Regions from separate parts of the Homo sapiens genome. Here region 2 is linked to region 1. A link is a loop called in an ENCODE intact Hi-C map of the cell type or tissue named here. Cell type or tissue: PC-3. All regions are shown on one strand. Each heading gives the region's core, and the rest is flanking DNA. Links, peaks and the distances in the headings are about the cores only.

Region 1 (10,751 bases), core at 1,593-4,092:
CTTACCGGGAATCAGTACACCAAGGATCAGCACGAAAGCCTCCCTTACCTTGGGCTCCGCGTCTATTTGCAACGGTAATAGCAAGGTTTGCACGGAACTACCACCTCGACAGCATCCCCATCTTTGGAGTTGCTTATTACATTTAATTGTTAACGCTCCCCTCTCTCTTTTTTTTAATCTCAGGGAAAGGACGCCTGGGCTGATTAAGAGGCAAAATAGAAAGGTGGGAGGAAGAACTGTAAGCGACTTAGGTCAGTTGTTTAATATCCGAATTTCATCTCCCACAGGAATCAATATGACCCCCTCCCCCTTTTTTTTCTTGCTCTCTTTTTGTCCCCTTGAAGGCTTCCTTCCACTTCCTACTTCTGATCAACAGCAGCACTCTTAAAGGAAGGACATAAATGGAATGAGCGTGTGTGTGTGTGTGTGTGTGTGTGTGTGTGTGTTTGTGTGTGCGCGCGCGCGCATGCTGCGTTGGTTAATGGGGTGGAGGACATTTGATAGAAATGCTGGACTCTAGGAACCTATGCCTTTTCTCTGGTCAACCTTGCCTTTGCCTCACTACCGAAGTCTAATATCGAATTGCAACTCCAAACTAAAGCCAAGATGTTTCCGAGACAGCGGGTTCAAGCCTGGAGACCTTGCTCCTGATCCCCAAGTCGACTCCAGCCCGCGTTATTAAACGCCCCTGCATTCAAACGCACATGTATCAGTGTGCCTGCGAATCATTCACGTGTGGCCACCCAGACGTGTCGAGATGAATTGGAACCACAGTGCATAAACCTCGCAAGTATCCCCGACCTCCCAACGCAACGGTAAACGTCTCCCGGCTTAAAAGCGGCAAAAACATCCCCACCCCAGTGAAAGCAAAACGTTTACCTTGAAATTTCAGTTCTCCGCTGGATCAAATCCGCACATCCATTCAGCGAGGTTGGGTCCCCTCCCCCTCCCTCCCTGTGCTTCCCCGCCCCCATTCACCTCCCACCCCATCTGAAAGCCCATTGCAAATTCAGTCCAGCCAGTATTAAACTCCAGCGTTTACAACTTTAATTCAGTTCTAGTTAGCAAGGGTCGAAGAGCTTCCTCTCAACCCACTCCCTTCCCCCTCCTCCTTGCTAGCAAAGGAGACCAAAAATTTGAGAAAATAAAGTTGAATGAGCCTGGGGAGGCTGACATTCTGACGGGGAAACGCACCTCCGATGCAAATTCGCGGGTGCGCTGAACATTCTCAGATTCTCAGATTTTTTTTTTTCCTGGAGGGCGGGGGCGGGGGAACTATTCATTTTCTCCCAAAGAATTTAGATACTGGATCACCGCCCTGTACGTCCCTGCAGTAAGCAGCATGGAGCCTCTCGGACTGGAGCCCAGCACCCAGGCCGCACCGGAGGCTCCGGGCACAGCTGCTCAAGCAGCAGCCCAGGCAGAAGCACCCGGAGTTCCAGGACGCGAGGCTCCCCCTCCCCCACCCCGCCCCAAAGAGAAGGAAGGGAAAACGGAGGAAGAAGGGGAGGGAGGAGAGGGAAGGAAAACCACCCCGCCACATAGACACACACACACACACACACACACACACACACACACACACACACACACACACACCTCTTTTGCAAAGTAAACGATAGACTTACCCAGTCTCACATCTCCAAGGCCCAGTCATCATAGCCACCCTTTAAAAACACACACATACACAAAAACCCTCTTTGGGGTATGCACTAGGTTTCTCAAGCCCAGGCAGGGCGAGGAGACTGCGAGCAGCGCAGTCCCAGAGGCTGGAGGAAAGAGGCGCCCGGACGCCTCCAGCCTGGGGCCGCCGCCGCGGTGGCGACCGCGGGTTCCGGGGCTCCCCAAAAGGCTCTCCCCGGTGCTCTCCGCGGTAGTCGGAGCGGGCAGCAGGGTTGGGGGGTGGAGAGCGGGGGGCGTTCTGCAGCGGCGGGATAGGGAGGCGGCGGGAGGGGGCGGCGGAGGTCCGGCTGGAGAGGCGCCTCGCGGTAGGGGCCGGGAGCCGGAGCCGGGCGGGGCGGGGAGGGGGAGCTGCTGGGAGGGGAGGCACGGAGCGGGAGGAGGGGGACGCGGAGAAGACTGCCTGGCCCCGCCGGCCCCGCCAACGTGACGGTCAGCCCCGCCGAGCGCTCGCACCCGCTCACACTCATGATCACTCGCACACTCGCTCCAATACGTGTTAAGGCGCGATCGCGGGGTCCCTGGCAGCCTTCGCTGCACCCTCCCCCCCACAGGGGTACTCACAGTTGCCATCTGCATAGGGGGCAACTTTCTCCGACCCAGCTGTGGCCGCCGCCCCCTCCAGCCTCCTCTGGCTCCTCGCACCCTCCGGCCTGGGTTCGCGCCGGCCGGCCCTCCCCTCCCCCCTCGGCTCTCCTCCTCGCCGTCTTCACCACATTCCCCCCTGGTCAGTGGCGCACGCCGGGGGACGAGCCAGAGGGAGCGGGTCGCGGGGGTGTGCATGCATCTCCCGCCTTCTTCTTGCAGCGCACACTGTACATGGTAGTGAGGGGGCGAGCAAAGGTGGCACCGGCCCCTCGGCTGCTCCAGCGAAGGCGGCGGCTGCAGCTCCTGCGCTGTCCTCCGCCCCCCAGCGCAGCGGCGACCACCGCGCTGGGATCCCGCCGACGCTGTCTCCGCGCCGAGCCCGCCGCCGCCGCGGCCCCTAATTAGTATTTGAGAGGCTCTTGCATCCCTTTGGCAGTTTCATCCTCACGGTGTTTGCAGGGTTTTTTTCTGTATCCCTTCCCCAGATGCGGCGCACAATCGTCATTAGTTGGAACTCTCTATCACCGACATCCTTTGGGGTTTCTGGGGGAAGGGGGGGGCGGGCAGCAACCGCGTCGTTCTATGCCTGTGGCTTGTCCTGGCAGCCCGGTGGCTCTAAAAAAAACTCCGAGAAAGTTGCGTCTTCCTCCCGGGCGCCGAGGAGGTGGCAACGCGGTAAGCAACACCGGGTCTCTGAGACAGCTGCTCCGGAGCGGGTGCAGGGCCCAGTCCAGTGCACTTGTTTATTGTCGCGCCTCTGGTGCGAGCCAAGCTGCAGCAGACATGATGGGCCCGGGGCGAAGCGGGCGCTCGGTGGCCGATAGATGGCAGCCGAGGGCGAAGGCGTCCCTGGGCTAGGGCGGCGCAACCGGGGCCCCCTTGGATGTCACATTCGTAGGAAGAGAGAGAAGTCTTGGACCATGTGTGTAATTCGAGCGTGGGACTGTGCAATTCTCGGATTGGGAAAGGGAGGAGTGGAAATAACCCCGGCAGTGCCAGGCTTGCTGGTGGTCAGGAACAGATGATTCCAGCCCTGTGCTGATCGCCTGCCTTCCTCCTGCCATTCAGAATGCTGCTGTCTCGTGTACTTACTGTTAAGGATCCTGGAAAAGGGAGTGGTTCCTCCTAGCTGCAAACAAGGGCGCTACTTTTCTTTTCTCTTTAATAGAATTACGTTTTATAGGTGTGTCTAGGCAACACAAGGGAATGTGAAAGACTTTCAGAGGGAATGTTTGTGAATACATCTGGTGTGTACTAAAAAGCTGGAAAACCCCTAAGTAAATGCAATATCGATAGAAAGCGAGTTTCTTGAAGAGTCATCTGCTAAACTCCACTAGAGTCATCTCTACAGTAAGTATTCTTGGGTCTTTCCATGAAACCAGACACTTCCATCCCCAAAAAGGGGTCTTTACTTTCATAAGACATGTTTTCAATATTTGTAATATTAGACCTGCCGTTCATCCCGGGTATAAGAGAAAAGTTGATAATAGTAAGTGACCCAGTGCAGGCTGAGTGCACATGTGCCTGTTCCTTTGATAACTATGTAGTTAGTTTCTCCATGTAAATATATTTTACCCACTTTATTTTGCAATTAATTACGTCTTAATTATTATTGATATTGTTTTATTCTTAGTAATATTTGGGATAATACTGTGTTATAATCTGGTTAATCATATGTTTAATATTGATATAGAGTCTGATAATATGTCTATGTTCTGAGATGTATATATATCTCAGGTGATGAACATTGCAGTCTCCTGAGGTACTGCAATCTTTTTTGAACTTTCCCCTGCGTATGTTGTGTGAATATATATATTTTTACTTTATACCATAAAAACTTTATTTGGAAGCAATTTTGTTTAAGTATGGGTTATATTCAAGGGAGAGGAAGGAAAGAAGTAATATGTAATTTCAGACAATAAAAACAAAATCTTGTAATGAACGTTTCATTAAATTTAGAAGCATTTGACCTAGGAATGATAGCCACTAGCTGTAGATACATTGCATCAACAAATATAACTTACACGTCATCCACAAAAGGCTTATTTCTGTATTTTTTATTCAGTCATTAACTTTTAACATTATATAAACATTTCAGAAAATTTATTTTAAGTTTAAAATTACTTTTATATTTTCAAAATGAAATGAAATATTTAAATTTAAAATTATATAGGAATTACAGCCAGAAGCCTTTGGAATATAAATATTGAGTCCTATCAGAAACATAATTTTCAATATCGATTAACTTTGTAGAAGTTCTTAAAGGTCCTAAATTGTCTTAATCGATTATTGATTTTTTCAAAATAGCTGAAATAAAGCTGTTATATTTTATCACTGTTCTAAATCTTTATAATTTCATTCAATAGCAAAGTTTAATTCATGGTTTTGTATTATTTTTATTTTAAATATTTATTGTTCTAATTAAAGGAAATATTATTCAACTAAGAAGTATTAAATATGTTTGGAATTAGTTTAGGTTACAGTTTTGTTAGAAACACTTATGCTAATAATCTAGTTTACCTCTTGTGGTTCAAATAAGTAAATGATGAAAACTTTCTGCCATTAACTCAACATTAAGGATGGTCCCGGAAGCCACCATTACCTTTTGCCACTAGGTGTCTCTATAAGATGCTCTGCAAGAGAATGAAATTTTAGAAAATACTGTGACTTGAACAGTTCAGAACAGAAAAACACAAGAGGGAAAACATCATAGATATAAGGAAAAGCCTCAGTTATTAATCTGTTTCTTTATTTGCATTGAATGTTGACTATTGCTTAGAAAATATATAAGTGAATTACATAAGAGTGATCAAATATGAGCCAAAACTTTTACCCACATGAACAAATGTATCTATGTTTTAGTCTATACTAAGCAACACATGGTCATATGTGTATACATGCTTTCAGACAGCACTCAGATGCATGCACTTAATTACATAGATACATTTGGCCATTGTAAAATTAAATGATTGATCAAATATATCTCCCCAGAATTAAGTCTATTAATATTAAACATTATTTGATGGAGTTGGATGTGAAAGTCACATTTGTCCAAATGTTTGCAAATATTTTTTTTTCATATTAGAATTATCTATTGAGAGGGTATCATCATAAGTGTATATCATGTAGGGAAATATATTTGACATTTATATTGTAAATATAATTGTCATTATCAATTATGGCCATAATTTGATACCTGCAAATTTAAATTTAAATTGAAAACATAAGTAGCATACTTGCCACTTAAAATTGACCATATATTTTTGTAAATTTATATTTATTAGTTTCTAGAATTATTATTTTAGTGCTTTATGAACACAGGAGGGATTCTTATATTAAGTACATTTTTTAAGATAATTCTTATCACATTTGCGTATCACTGTGTGTTATCATTAGAATTTTAAAATGCTTAGTCAAGAATTATGGTGCTTTAAGAAACAACCTAATGAGGATTATAAACAAGGAAATTCTTTATTAATCATTTCATGACTTCATAAGTATTGATCAACATCTAAAGCCAGTAGAGCTTGCAATTTGTTGTTGTTGTTGTTGTTGTTAGCCTAACTGGTGAGTTAAGATTATGGAATTCTAATGCTAAGTTTCTATTCCTCCATAGTAATGGCTAAGAAGTCTGTTCAACTCAATTTAATAAATGACACATTTTTCAAGTCTAAGTTAAAGGGCATATGTCTTTAAAGTTTTTGAAATTGAAATTATATATATATCACATTCATATATATAATTATATATAATATATGTTATATGTATATCACATATCTAAAAGGAGAAAATGAAAGTTTCTCCTGGAGGAAAATAATGAGTCACCATTTATGATTGTGTCTCTATGAAATTGCTAAATTAAATAACTGTACAGCATTTGTCTTTGACATTTTGTCTAATACATTTAAAATTAAAAACAAACATCATGCAGTTATATTTATCAAATTAAAAATGGCCAGCAAATCTAATTTTGCTGAAATTATTTATTCACTTACAGACTTAATTATTCACAGCCTTAGAAATAGACTCTCAGAGGCATTACAAAAGAATATACAAAAAATAGCCAATTTTCTTCCTTGCCTCATGCAGTTCCTTGCACATACACTCGGATATTTTTTGATATAATTACATATGAAAATATCCTTTTTGGATAACCAATTGGAAATATCTACAAAAATATATCTTTGGAACACTACTTTTTCAGAAAGTAGCCTTCAGGTGTGCCAAAGTAAGATATATAAAACACTATGTCAGAAGATATGTAACAGATGCTTGCATTTGAAAATGAGTAAGAACAAGTTAAATGTCTGACTCACTGAAAAGTCATACACATCCTTCTATACCTTAGAATACTCTTCTACTTTAAACAACAGTTTGTATAGGAATACTGTTTTGCCATTATTAGGAGTATATATAGCATTACCTATAATTTGTGAGAGGCAGACTTTTTTTCTGGAAAGAAATTAATACACACAAATCTAATAATAGTGGTTACCTTTTGGAAGAAGACTGGCGTCTTAAATAGAATGGGAATTTATTTTTCATCGTATGCTCTTTTTTTTTTTTTTTTTTTTACTATTTTTGTTTCTTACTGTTTTAGTTTCTACTACAGTTTGTTCAATTTTGCATACACATCCCCAATAAAAATTTATAAAAATGTGCACTTGAAAAATAAGAATATTTGGAGGGGTGATTTAAGAGCTTAGGAAGAGTTCAAGATGATTTCCTTAAATTAATCTCTATCCCATAGTTCTCAAATGGTTTTATTTTTCATGGCACATTATTATCACTGGAGACACTGAATACATTTCTAACTATGAGTGTCAATTAATTAGTTACAATAATTTCTCAGCATTACTCATATATGACATTCAATTCTAGCTACCAGTATCAGCTAATAGAATGGTAATTAATAGAAGCTAGCTTTGTTATCTTCACACTATTCAGAACCATGCTGTGTACTGGGAACATCAGTTTTATTTGATACTCTGGTGAGTGAAGAGGAAGATCAAAATGGCTCTGTAGAGAAGATAAGTAATTGCACTTGAAGTTGTCAGCAGCTGTTCTTTACTGTTTACTGAAGAAAAGTGAGTGTGTAGTTGTGACATTTTAAATATACAAACTATCGTCAGACCCTGTTAGAACAAAGGCTACTGCCATCTGGCTTATACTAGCATTGAAATGCACACATTCCACTGGAAATGAAGCAGTTTCACAATGTAATCAGATTAGCTTTTCTATGTAACTCTCTATTAGTGTATGATTTGTCTCTTGGGACCCATTGGTCCTTGGTTCTCACACATCTCTAGTCATTTTTAGAAAATAAGTCTAAACAGGCATTATGTTATGCCTGTGTTTTCTGGGTTATTTCTGTTGTTTTTTTTTTCAGAGAAAAACAATTAATTATCCTAAAACAGTTAAATTACAACAATTTCAGAAGAACCATTGCTAATGAAAAATATCTAAATTGATTATACTACATTCAACTTTGCCAACTGGAATCCTTCATTCATCAGAATACTCATAATCTCTTTATCCCCTCAAAATGAATCAGCCTTTTTCCCAACTCCCAACGCTTTGGTTTCCACTGCCCTTTTATCTATCAGACTTTTCATTTTTCTTTTACCTACTGTTCTAGAGAATTCTCTGTAAGTCCTTTCTCCATCTGAAAAAATCTTACTTATTCTTTCTAACAATGAAGACTGCTCATCTAAACATTCCCTTGCATTATCAAGCACTTGACCTGCACAATGCTCTATTTCTTGCTTAATGTGTTTTTTCTTCCAGACTATATTATCATTCCTTATTTTGAAAACTGTATATGGTATCCTTTCAATAGCAAGAAAAATGAGCTCCAGAAATCTCTTTGTATACACAAAATACTTGTTCATTTATGAATTTATTAATTGAACAAATATTTATTTAGCACCTAAAATGTGCTAGATCCTGTCTCTTGTATTTGAGATGAAAATAGTTGATTCATATCAGAATGCTTACAGAGATGTTTGACTTTTTGTAGATTATCTATTTTCTCTATTAAAAGTCTCTATCAAAATTAATGAACTACAATTTATGCAATAAAATTATATTGTATAAATTGTATTCTTGAATAATATTTATAGTGGCATATGTGCACCAAGCATCTACAAGAGGCTGTTCAATAGAATTTTCTGTGATAATGGAAATTAACTGTATCTGTGCGATCCAATATGATAGCCATTGGCCACATAAGGCTACTGAGAAATTGAAATATGAATGATACCTTTCTGTAGGAGGTAGCTTAAAAAAATGAAATGTGGATGATATGGCAAAGGAACTAAAATTTTATTTGTTATTTAAATTTGATTGATTTAAATTTAAATAGCCACCTGTGGCTAGTGGCTACCATTGGACAGTGCAGGTCTAGAATATAAATTCCCAGAGGATTGAAACTGTGTTTCTTGTTCAATTTCTGGGATACCTTGGAAATTCAATCAATATGAACAGCTGCACTCATAAGTAATGATGGTGATTATGACACCCTCAATAAATAAGGACAATTATGATTCACATTTGGCAAGAGGCCTGATTTGCATTCTGTTTAGGGTCTCTATTCAATTCTTTCGAATTGCATTCAATTGAAGGCCTCTACTATTCTTTTAAAGATTTCAAGGAACTTTACAAGCACTTCAAAATTCTTCATTACACCCTTATTATACCTCTATAAAGAAAGAAAGGTAGATTATTTTAAATCAATAGAATTTTATTAGAAGATAAGTGCCTTTTTATGCATGGCAAAGTACTCTCTAAAGTACTTTTCTCTAGATCACACAGTGGGATGTTAGTAGAACTGGGAAAGAAAATACTAAATCAGTATTTTGCTTCAGGAATTATCTAGGATAAGTTTTGTGTGCAAAAAAAGACTTTAAAAAAACTGCACTTGAATGTTTGTGTTCCATCTATTTTAATACGAAAACATGATTTTAAAGTTTAGTGGCTTTTTGTACAATTGGAGTGGGCAGAGTTTGAACAGCAAATTATAATTAACTAATTTATAGAATGCTAATATGGTCCCTAATTTCCATGAAAAGCTCAATAAACCTCAGTTTTAATAAAATGACATTTATAAATCTGATACAAAGACATAATGTCTTGATAATAAGTCCCATTCAGAAGTTATAATTTTTTAAGGTTAGAGTTTGTTTTTCATCAATCTATCTAAAATATTAGTTACATTAGTGACCTTTATTTCCAACAATATGCTTCTTCCATAGACAAAACCAATATAACTTCAAAGGAATTACACATTGCTGAAAGGCTTAAGTCCAAAATAATTAGGAAACCACCAGATCTCGCCATCAGTAAAGTGTTTCTCGAAGACGTTGAATTCATTCTTGGTTCTGGCTTCATATCATTTGCACCTCTGCATTAATGAAAACATTTCCTCTGGGTAGATGACAAAGTTAATGTGCTATGTCTTCAATTGACTATATAACTATCACACTGGTTAATCAAATAATAAATATTAAAATGGAAACTCCTTGGAAAATATAATATAATTATTAATCTGGTCCAGGCATGGTGGCTCACTCCTCTAAACCCAGCACTTTGGGAGGCCAAGGTGGAAGGATTTCTTGAGGCCAGGAGTTCAAGACCAGTTTGGGCAACATAGCAAGACCCCATCTGTAGAAAAATAAAAATAAAAGTAGTTGAGTGTGGTGGTGTGCACCTGTAGTTTTAGCTTTTCAGGAGGCTGAAGTAGGAGGATGCCTTGAGTCCAAGAGTTTTAGGTTGCACTGAGGTATGATCTGGCATGGGAGAGAGAATGAGAGAATGAGATCCTGTCTTTCAAAAAGAGTTTTTTAAAAAATAATTATTATTAATCTTAACTTACAGATTTTAAGTAATTCTTTTTTTTTTTTTTTTTTCCGAGATGGAGTCTTGCTCTGTTGCTCAGGCTGCAGTGCAGTGTCCTGATCTTGGCTCACTGTAACGTAACGTTCTTCTCCCGGGTTCGAGCAATTCTCCTGCCTCAGCCTCCTGAATGGCTGAGACAGCAAGCACGTGCCACCATGCCTGGCTAATTTTTTTTTATTTTATTTTTAGTAGAGATGGGGTTTCACTGTGTTAGCCAGGATGGTCTCGATCTCCTGACCTTGTAATCCACCTGCCTCGGCCTCCCAAAATGTTGGGATTACAGACATGAGCCACCGTGCCCAGCCCATTTTATTCTACTAGTTATCTTTATTTAAACAAATATTGGTAATTGGTTGGTAAATTCATGAAAAGTTACCTCTGAAAAACACACCTGTGCCAGCTCAGTTTTTGTTTAATATTAGATGATGCATTTTTATTCTGTGATTATAAATATTCCATCAATCTAATGAAGATTTTTATAGTGACACTAAATTTATAGTTATTCTCATATAGCATGCTATGATGTATGCTGCAATTTTAATTGATTATTATAATTCGTAATGAACAAATAACCAATTTTGATTTTA
Region 2 (10,751 bases), core at 4,661-7,160, 140 kb before region 1:
GATAATTTATAGATATCTATTAATAGATAATAGATAATTTTTCAACCCTCACCCCCTTTCCCAAGGTCTCCTCTTTTGTAGTCCTCAGTATCTATTATTTCCATCTTTCTGTCATGATGTCCATATGTACCCATTGTTTAGCTCCCAACTCTAAGTGAGAACATGTAGTGTTTTATTTTTGGTTTCTGAGTTATTTCACGTAGGATAATAGCCTCTATCTCCATCCATGTTACTGCAAAGGACAGGATTTCATTATTTTTATGGCTGCATTACATTCTATAGTGTACATATATCACAGTTTCTTTATCCAGTCAACCACTGATGGATGGTTAGGTTGATTCCATGATTTTGCTATTGTGAATAGTGCTGTGATAAACACTGCAATGGACGTTTCTCTTTTATATAATGATTCTCTTTCCATTGGGTAGATATTCAGTAGTGGGCTTGCTGGATTGACTGGTACCTCTCTTTTTAGTTCTTTAAGAAATCTCCATACTGTTTTCCATATATTTTATATTAATTTACAATCCCAACAACAGTGTATAAATGTTTCATTTTCTCTGCATCCAGAGTGATGTTTTGATACATGTATACAGTGTAGGATGATTAAATCAAACTAAATATCAACCAGTTATCATTAGTAGGTTTTTCAAGTCAGTTAAATTTAGCATTTGGGGGTTGTTCTTAATTAATTTTTTTAATGTTGAACCAGCTTTGCCTACTGCAGTTTAGAATTCTTTTTATACGTTGTTGGATTCAATTTGCTAAGATTTCATTGACAATTTTTGCACCTATATTCATGGATGATATTGGTCTTTAGTTTTATTTTCTTGTGTCTTTGTCTGGATTTGATTCTAGGGTTATGGTGGTCCTATAAAATGGGTTAGCAAGTATTCCCTCTGCCTCAATTTTCTGCAAGAGGTTATAAAGAATTGGCATAATTTCTTCCCTGATTGTTTGGTAGAATCCATCAGTGAATGCGTCTGGGCCTGGTGCTTTCTATTGTGTAACACTATTAATTATTGATTTAATTTCTGTAATAGATATAGGTCTATTTGGGTTATGTATTTATTTTGTGTGAGTTTTGGAAGGTTGTGCTTTTCCAGGAGTTGGTCAATCCAGGTTATCAAACTTGTGGGCTTAAAGTTGTTCATAATAGTCTTTTATTACACTTCTAATGTCTCTGAGGTTTGAAGTGATATCTATCTTTTATTTCTGACATGAGGAATTTATGTCCTCTCTCTTTTTTTCATAGTTAGCCTGGACAGAGGCTAACTTTAGTGAGCTCAAAAATCCAGCTTTGGGGTTTGTTTTCTCTATTGATTTCCTGGTTTCAGTTTCAGTGATTTCTTCTAAGGCAGATCTACTGGCAATGCATTTTCTCAATATTTGTTTGTCTGAGAAAATCTTTATTTTTCCTTCTCTTTGCAAGGATAACTTTGCAGGGTTGAATTCTAGGTTGGTGAGGTTTTTCCCTTGATATCTTAAATATATCTTTCCACTCTTTTCTTAATGCAAAGTTTTTCAGAGAAGTTGAATAGAATTCTTATTTTTGCTCCTCTTTAGGGAAGGTGTTTCTTTCCTCTGGCTTTTTTCAGAATTTTTTTTTTAAATCTTTTTTTTTTTTTTTGAAAATGATATGTGTAGGTGTGTTTTTATTGACATTTATCCTGTTTTGTGTTCTCTGAGCTTCCTGGGTCTGTGGTTTTGCATTTGACATTAATTTGGAAAAATTCTCAGTCATTATTGTTTCAAGTATTTCTTCTGTTAATTACTTACTTTCTTCTTCTTCTGCTATTTCCTTTAGAGTTAGGTTATACCTTATGTGGTTATCCCACAGTTCTTAGATATTGTAGTCTGTTTTATTCTGTTGTATGTTTCTTGCATTTTTTTCCTGTTCACTTTCAAACTTTTGGATGTTTCTACTGAGGTATCCTCAAGCTCAGAGATTCCTCGTCCATGTGCCATCTACTTACAAGCCTGTCAAAGGCATCTCTATTTCTGTTATAACATTTTTGATCACCAGCCTTTTTGTTGTTGTTCTTTATTATAATGTTCATCTCTTTACTTTTTTTCCTGTTTCTGCAAGCTGTCTACTTTATCCACTAGAGCTCTTTTCTTATAAATTTGTGTGATATATTTGCTGCCTCAGCACCCATTTTTAAGCCTGACATTAATTTTTCTGAAACTCAGTGATAGTTTGTCACCTTTGGATTAGTCAAAACTTCCCATCACTTAGTGGTTGTAGATAATATAGTCCACTTGTTTCTTATCTAACAGATCCAAAACTCAACACACTTCAAAGCTGCTGACCATAATCAAACATAATGGTTAACACCAGAGTCTTGTAAATAAGCCCGTTCCTTGACATGTGTTTATTTAAACTAAGCAATCTACAAATCCCATGGCAAAGCCTGAGGGATGTCCGTAAACCCACATGCCTATAAATAAAGGCATAGACTCACAGGTTCTATTTCTTTCTCACTTCCCACCTGCTGGTTGAACTCCTTGTCGCCTCCAGGATTCCTTTGCCCTTTGGATGGCACTTCTAACCTCTCAGGAATCTGTAAGTTATATATATATATATATATATTTTTTTTTTTTTTTTTTTTTTTTTCTGTTGTAAGCATTTCTGTTTCACTTCCTCATTGTGTCTCACCTCACCAACACATCCAAACCTTACTTTCCTCTGGAAAGTGAATATTTTGCCTTATGAACACTTTCAAGAGTGAGACTTTAAGATCAAATTAGAAAGAAACCATAACAATAACCTCAGCATATTAATCATAACTATTTTACATTGCCAGTCTGATAATTCCAACATCTCGGCCATATATGAGTCTGGTTCTGATGCTTGGTCTATCTCTTCGAACTGTATTTTTTTGTCTTTTAGTATGCCTTGTAATTTTTTTCCCTGATGGCCAGAAATGATGTACTGGGTAAAAATAAGTTTATTAGTAGGTCTTTAGTAATGTGGTGGTAAGGTGTAGGTGGAAGGAATGGGTTCTATAGTCTTTGATTAGGTCTCAGTTTTACAGTGAGCCTGTGCCTCTCAACCGTGAAATTCACATGTGCTTCTTTGGTCCCCTATTATTCCCTTCTTGGAACAGGAGAGTTCAATTGGGTTGAAGGTGGGCTTTCCCTTCCTCCACATGGAAGACTAGAGCTTGATGAAGTTGGGTCTCCCCATTTCTCTAGGTAAGTTAGGCTCTGAGAAAACTCCAGCAGGTTAAGCTCTTGTTAAATAGTTCCTCCTTGTGCAGGCTTTATTAACAGAAAACAGAATGCTCTGGAGTATTTCAAAATGGTTCATTTTTCCCTCTTCCTGATGGGAAGCATTAGGTGATTTTTTTTGAATATTTACTATGAGGACCTGGTAGAATTCTTGGAGGTAAAATTTATGAGTATGTGAACTCAACCCCCATGACTGTTTTACTATGGAATTTTTAGCTTTCAAACTTGTTCTTACTGGACCTCTAGCAATTCATCAATTATAGTTCAGGTTTCTCTACTCTTGCACTGGTTTCCACAGAGGTTTCAGCTGGTGGGTGTCTGCTCAGGTAAATTTTATTTCTCCGTATTTATCTGTCAGTCTCTCCAATTTGGGGGGGGCGGCAGTGGTTTGCCTCCAAACCACTTGTGTCCCTTGTCTTTTGAAAATAAGAAGAGTTGATTTTTCAGTTTCCTCAGCTTTTTACTTGAGATAGAGTGACAATTTGCAAGCTTCTTACATCACAGACCAGAAATCCGAACAAATTACTATTACCATATTCTTCTAAAATTTTAAGATGACCCTCCAAAATATCTCATTATTACTTTAATTTTCTCAAAGATATTTAAGACTTCTTCCCACAAACAAAAATCATGAATCTTGTGACTATGGTCTTAGGTAAGTTGAAATCCTATTTGCTGATACAACCTACTTATCTAAGCCTGTATTAATGATTAAAAATTGTAAGTTAATGAAGACTTCCTGAGGTTCTATAAAGATAAGTTAGGCAGGTTATTTTTCCAAAGAGAAATGACACTCTTCTCCCCATAGACAATCTGTACATTCCAACACATCACATGATCATACTAATAATAAGAAACTGACAAAACTACTGATTTGCTTTCCCTGGTCCATCTTTTTGAGGACTCATGGGAAATAATAGCTCAATAATCACAGACCATTTCCTTTTGCTAAAAACGATCATGATGTTACTGTGTAAAGAGCCTGCCTAATACCAGGGTATTAGCTACTCCTTGGGAGAAAGTAAGAATCTGTGTTAAGCATCTGAGATCAACAGGGAATAATTTAAAGCAACTTTTCTCCTCAAATAACCTACTTTAAGTTCCTAAAAAAGTTTGGGCTTTGGAAAGACAATAGGAGGAATGGAAAAAATCTAGGAGATTTCCAGATATGTATAGTAAACCTTTGAGCTCAGAGGTATCCCATACTCCATCTTTCTTCCAAAAATAAAATAAATAAGAATTTCCTTATTTTTATCTCCACACCATAAAGCAAAGGTGAAAACAGTCTTCATTTTTCATCTTAAAATGTATCAGGAAAAGATCTACATCATTATCTATTTCTAAAGACTTGGAGCAATAATATTTTAGAGTTTGTTACTAATACATATGTGATATTCAGGAAAAATTTATTTTCTGAAGTTCCAGAAATTCAATGCTGATTACCCATACAGAATCAAAGAAAAAGAAAAACAAACAAACAAACAAACAATTAGCTTATGTATGTGCAAATCTGAGTTTAGTTTGACTTCTGGTACAACTCTATCTAGGGAGACAATTAGTATTACCAGGACTCTATTTTCCATCTCTCGGCAAGGACCTCTCTATGACATAGTTATATGAGTGGCCAGAAGCCAAGGATTCCAAAGTTCCTGCTTTTGAAACTCAATCAAAAAGAGACCACATGTCCCCAAAACCTTGGCAAAAATCTAAAATATAAAGAAATATTGCAAGAAGTTCTCTGATATGTTCATCTTAGGCTCTCAGTTCACATCTCATCCATAAACAAATTATAACAGTAAGATATATAGAACACTATGCTTGGCTAAACATAAGTCTGATGCAGAGGGGTGCTAGCAAAGTTTGACAGCCAGCTTTCTGGGGTTGGGAGTGGGAGGTAGACTTTGATTTGTGACATTTTAAAATTTCTGTGATGTAAATACTCCCACCATGACCAATTCCAAACTGCTGATATGAAGTAATGAGTACATAATCAGGAAGAACTGCACAGTGGCTTAAAATTCCCAATTATAGTCAAATGTATAGAAAACTCTGGCTAAACCTAAGTCTAATGCAATATTGTGCTGGTTAAGTTTAGAAATCAGCTATATTGTATCCTTATACAAAATTATCTTATCTACCCAAAAAAGCGTTAATTTGCATTCAATGATTTCATATTTTCACCACTAATTTACTTAGCTTGTCTAATTCCATTATCTTGAATAATCTAAATTAATATTAGACTGAAGTAATGACAGTTGTAATACTGGTAATGTTTCTTACATTAATAAGAATTTTTCTAACGCTTCATCCTGAAGAGTTATGGTGGACTTTATTTTAATTATAAAATTCATAAGGGAGTGCTGGGAAGGGAAGAGCGTGGTCCCTTTAAATGATACAGAAAAGGGAAAGGGAAGTGCTGGGGAGAGGAGGGCGTGGTCTCTGGCTAGGGCTCCAACGGTCAGGAACCTAGGTCAGGACAGGCACACCTGCTTTCCCGCCCAAACTTCGCATTTTCCAAGACCACCCTGGCTCTCCATGCCCCCATTCTGGGCCTATAAAAACCCAAGACCCTTGCAGGCAGATACACAAGTGGCTGGACGTCCTAATGAACAACACATCAGGGGAAGAAGACACAAGCGCTGGTCATCCATAGGAGCACCCCAGCAGAAGGACACGCTGACAGGCACCCGGAAGCCAGTAGGCCGTGGACCAGCGGGAGGAGGCGGAGGTTGGCCTGGGCAGTCAGGGGAGAGCCGGGGCTGCCGAGCACCCCAACTCCAGGGGAAAACCATCTCCCTTCTGGCTGCCCCATGGGCGGAGAGCTACTTCCACTCAATAAAACTTTGCACTCATTCTCCAAGCCTATGGGTGATCCGATTCTTCAGGTACAACAAGGCAAGAACCCAGATACAGAAAGCCCTCTGTTCTTGCCACAACGTAGAGGGCCTAATTGAGCTGGTTAACACGAGCCGCCTATAGATGGCAGACTAAGAGAGTATCCTGTAACATGCCCACTGGGGCTTCAGGAGCTGTAAACATTCACCCCTAGACCCTGCCCTGGGGTAGGAGTCCCACAGCCTGCCCGTCTGTATGCTCCCCTGGAGGTCTGAGCAGCGGGGCACTGAAGAAGCCCGCTATGCCCCCATCGCGAGCCCCGCGAGGGGGAGGAGGGAGCCTTTGCCTTTTCAACTGGAGACATCGACCGGGATCCTGGAAGGTGAGTGTGTATGAATTGCGAAACTGTCTGGTCTTCCTCTCTTCTGAAACTCTGCCACCTCTCTCTCTTTCCTGTGAGTAAGAGACTCTGTTTCCCTTCAGGGAGTTTTAAACTGCCCTAACCGGCCGTCAAAACCCCCAGACTTTAATTATAAAATAAGTAATGAACAATTCTTAATCAGTTATAATAACAATGATAAATTATGTTATTTATATATTAAGTTACAAATATAGGCTACAAACAATGAGTGCATATTTCTGTAAGCAAATATGCTATAGGATTTTAAAATAAATTACCTAATTTAATTATTGGATAAGTTTTATTAACTATTATTATAACTATTCCTTAGGTGAAGGCATAGAGGCTCTGAAAGTTCAAATTATTTGCTCTACTAACCAATATACATTTTCAATTATGAATTGGAAAATGTATGTCTAAGGAACTCAGTACTAAATTTTTTTTCATGTATCAAGTGCATTTTTAGTATATAAGGAGAATATGCATTATATGTTGGCAAGAAGATGTTGGGATAAATCAGGAATTATTTTTTATCGATCCTGGTCTAGATATACTTTATATGTATTGTTACTTTTTTTATCCTGACAATGAAGCCTGTGAATAAGAAAACCATTAACCGTCAGAGAAAAAAGCCATTCACAGGTATATAGTCATCTATTTTAATTAAGCATATTATATTTAATTAAATATAGCTAATAGAATTTTCTAAATTTTACCTTTTGTTTTCAGTTTAGAGACCACCAAGAAAACAATGAAATAAAATTTACAGATTTATGCCAATTATTTGTTAGAAATGCCACATTGGAAATGAAAGCCACAAATATCAGTACTAACATTTATGCATGTCAATATCTAAGAAGCATCTGAACTCTCTTTTTTATATTTTGCTTGAAGTGTCAGAGAATACCTTCAACAAAGTTGATGGAAAAAGTTCTCTCGCGTATTGATTAGACGTACATAAATAGGAATCTCATGATTGGAGAATAGAGGATACTAATGCGTAGGCTATCTCCCATCTTCCCACTCAAGTTAATCACAACTTTTTTCTTTAGTTAACTCCTCCTTTGTATTCAGAAGTGAGTTTAGTCGTCTCCTAAATCTTTTCTCTTGCCTCCTTGATTTGTTCAAATACCTTTATGCCATCATAAGAATATTCACTTCTTCTTCAAAGCTTTTTCTTAGTTATAATATTACATGCATTTTTGTAAGTCTTAATGTTTGTCTCATCTACTACATGGTGAATTTGAGGAGAACAAAGATCATGCGTCTTTTTTGTGGTTGATATTTTAACATACTCTAGCTCCAGGACAGTGTCTGGCACATAGTACATAGGTAATAAGTATCCAGGAAATGAATGACAAGATCTATTTTCTTAAACAGAAAAGTATTTGTGAAATATTACTCTTTCCTTGGCAAATAAAAACCATGAAAACAACATTTTCTATCAATTGGGCAAGGATCTGTGATGGATTGATGGAAGGAGTAAACAAAGGAATAAAAATAATTGAGGCCAAAAATCTATTTACCATAAATTACAAATTCTATACTTTGAACTTCTCTCTTGCTTTTTTTTTTCAAATATGTATAAGTAGCTGCGGGATGAATAAACTTTTTCACTTTTGAATTATCTAGTGATTCTAAACACAAAGGACCCTGGTAGGATTCAGAAAACGTAAGTTGCATTCAGAATTAGTCATTGAACATATGTTATTGTGGTAAGTAGTGAGCAGCAGAATTAGAGTTTTGATTGAAAGTATTTTTTCAAACCTCCTGTAAGACTGTTAAAGCCTTTTTGTTTCTGTGTGGGTCTTAAACTGTAAAACCTACCAGAAATTTTTACTTTTTTAGTTTGCTATGCCTAGGAAATGGTTTAAACAATTTAAAATTTTGGAAAACAACATGTATTTTCAACACATCGATAAGTCACACACACACACACACATAAATATGATTTCTGATTAGCGCTAGGAGATTATAAAGCTGAATTGTTAATCTATTCAGTAAGAGATTTTCACAAAATATATTGAAAAAGAGAAATAATAAATAAAAATTATATACCAATTTGACTGTTAATTTATGCTGAGGTATATAAATGATGCTACAACTTTCACATCTGGGTCACTCTTGTTGAGAAATGCATAAAGGAGGAAACAAAGCATATAGAATACATGCTAGAAGAAAATGCTTTTTCAACAGAAAAGAGGTTTGCTTGTTAAAAGACAATTAAAAAAAAATGGATCAGCAGTTGCCACCTTACACAAGTCAGAAGGATATTTATAGCTGAATATTCAGCCTGTAGCTTTCCATAAAAGTTTTAAATATACATTGAAAATCTGAAGGATCATCTTCGAAATCAACCCTATCCATTAGTAATTTACAATCTATTTACTCTTATTCAATTCTAAGTATGTCTGTGAGATTTTAAAATATATTCAGTGTTTCCCATTATACTTGGAGCTTTAGAGTATTTTTTCACTCTCCATTTGTGTATGTGAGTGGCTATAGGAGTGTTTCCTTGGAAGTTGTAGGTGGGTTTTTAGGACTGTTATCTATGAGCATGCATGGCTATAAACGCATTAATTGAAGGGTATTCATGATAACAGGACAGCTCTGACATTGTTTTTGTCTTGTAGGATTTGCTCTTTATTTGGTGATGTAAAATTTATCGTGGTCGCATTTTGTTAATGTTAAAATATTCTTCAAGAATTCATTTAACTAAGATTGATCAGAATAACTATAACTACAAAGAAATGATATCATGAGGAAAAAATCTTTTTTGAAATACCTAATTATCACTAGTATTAAATAAATAAACCTTCAAATGATTCAGCATGTTATGGCTTCCGAACTTTTTTATATTCTACCTCAGTGCAACTATAAAACAGAGCATATTATACAGTTCATCATGCCTAGATCAGAGGACTGGGGTTATTCAAATGCTATAACTATGAATACTGCCACATTTTGTTTAGTCCAATTTAGCCTTCTATGTCATGGTTACTTCATTTTAAAAATTAAGATGATTTTTAGAAGAAGATGGTTTATGTGATTATAAGTTTTTAATTAATTTTGAAATTATACAAGTCTCTGAGGAGCAGAGCAAAGCTCAGAGAATAAACGATACACTGAATGAACTAGTTAAGTAGTGGAATCTGGAGTATCCCTAAGTCATCTGATTAGTTTTTTGTGAAAATCGGTAGAACTCTGTACGACAATCGAAGGATTAAAGTGTATATATATATATATATATATATATATGTGTGTGTATTTCTTTGTGATCCTTTGATATAAATAATAATAAAGTTATTTCCTAAGTACAAATCATACTAAATCTAATTCACGTCTAGATGCCAGATAAAATAACCAAAATAATAATGTCTAACATTTTTATGATAGTTATAAAATATTTTCTCAAATATATGCTCATATGTAGAAGGTGATTTGAATCATGACTATACATGCAATAAAAGAGTAAATTTTGTTCACATAAATGCTCTGATTAGACCAACGCATTATTGTACTCTGAATTGGCTTTGAAAGCATTAAAATGTGTAATTTATGTAATTCTATGAGCTTTTTTACTTATAACATTTCATTATTTCGAGTATTGATTATACCATGTTCAGTAGTGATCTGTGACAGGGAGGATACAGAAAATAGTACATATAGATAACGATACTTATAACATGAAAACTTAATTTCAGACAAGAGATTCTCAGTCACAAAATTCCCTAAAAAGAAAATGTAATCAATAACAATGTTGGATGATTATAATTCCCATATTCACTAACTAGAGGTTTTATCTGGCGAACTCATCCTCAAATGTTACTAGTTTTGCATGTCCTCACTCATAGTATTGTGATTAAAATTTTCTTTGTTTTCTACCCCTAAATACAGCTAAATTTGGTAGAGAAATTAATAGACAAATACATGCCCCAGGTCCTGACAGAAGCTGTGTAAAAAGATAGAAAAAGAGATTAGTAAGATTCCAAATTTTTGGTAAGTTTTATATCCACATTAAAAACAGAAGAGAACATAATTTAAGTTTTGTTCTATTACCTAGTAATACTGTAATATTATTGGTTAGAGGTTAATCAGCTCCCCTTCTTGCACAGCTAATTAAATTCACACTCCAATCACTTCCCTTACTGGGCTCTCATATACCCGCCACTATGCACCCACCCTCACAGCCCTACTGTTATCCAATAGCATCAATCTGAAGTCACTAGTTTTATTTTTAGAGTATGATCCCCAATAGAGGGAAGTTAAAGTGTGATAACTT

What was found. Peaks named below come from ENCODE experiments on the same cell type or tissue, not always from the same donor. Only the 100,000 strongest peaks of a DNase experiment are listed, where the experiment ranks them.
Region 2: a loop joins it to region 1, with 5 times the contacts of the local background. A loop is called at or near these places in 3 of 110 quality-filtered maps.

Annotation. Positions count from the first base shown.
Region 1 is chr13:87,663,703-87,674,453 of GRCh38, reverse strand. SLITRK5 (SLIT and NTRK like family member 5) reads right to left here and starts at 3,083. Exons shown (of 2, transcript NM_001384609.1): 1 at 2,245-3,083. It overlaps LOC124900338 (formin-like protein 5), which reads left to right and starts at 2,087. Exons shown (of 2, transcript XM_047430855.1): 1 at 2,087-3,618. The coding sequence starts at 2,149. The coding sequence ends at 2,673. MIR4500HG (MIR4500 host gene) reads left to right here and starts at 3,491. Exons shown (of 6, transcript NR_033829.1): 1 at 3,491-3,618. RefSeq lists enhancers at 1-430, 2,855-3,356. In PC-3, for the core only: a CTCF peak has its summit at 3,105 (motif pointing right); a DNase peak (open chromatin) is centred at 3,203; H3K4me3 peaks cover 2,319 bases.
Region 2 is chr13:87,806,184-87,816,934 of GRCh38, reverse strand. It overlaps LINC00397 (long intergenic non-protein coding RNA 397), which reads left to right and starts at 6,415. Exons shown (of 4, transcript NR_104059.1): 1 at 6,415-6,451. RefSeq lists an enhancer at 6,161-6,870. In PC-3, for the core only: a CTCF peak has its summit at 6,202 (motif pointing right); no DNase peak of the experiment used is centred there; H3K4me3 peaks cover 1,797 bases; H3K27ac peaks cover 794 bases.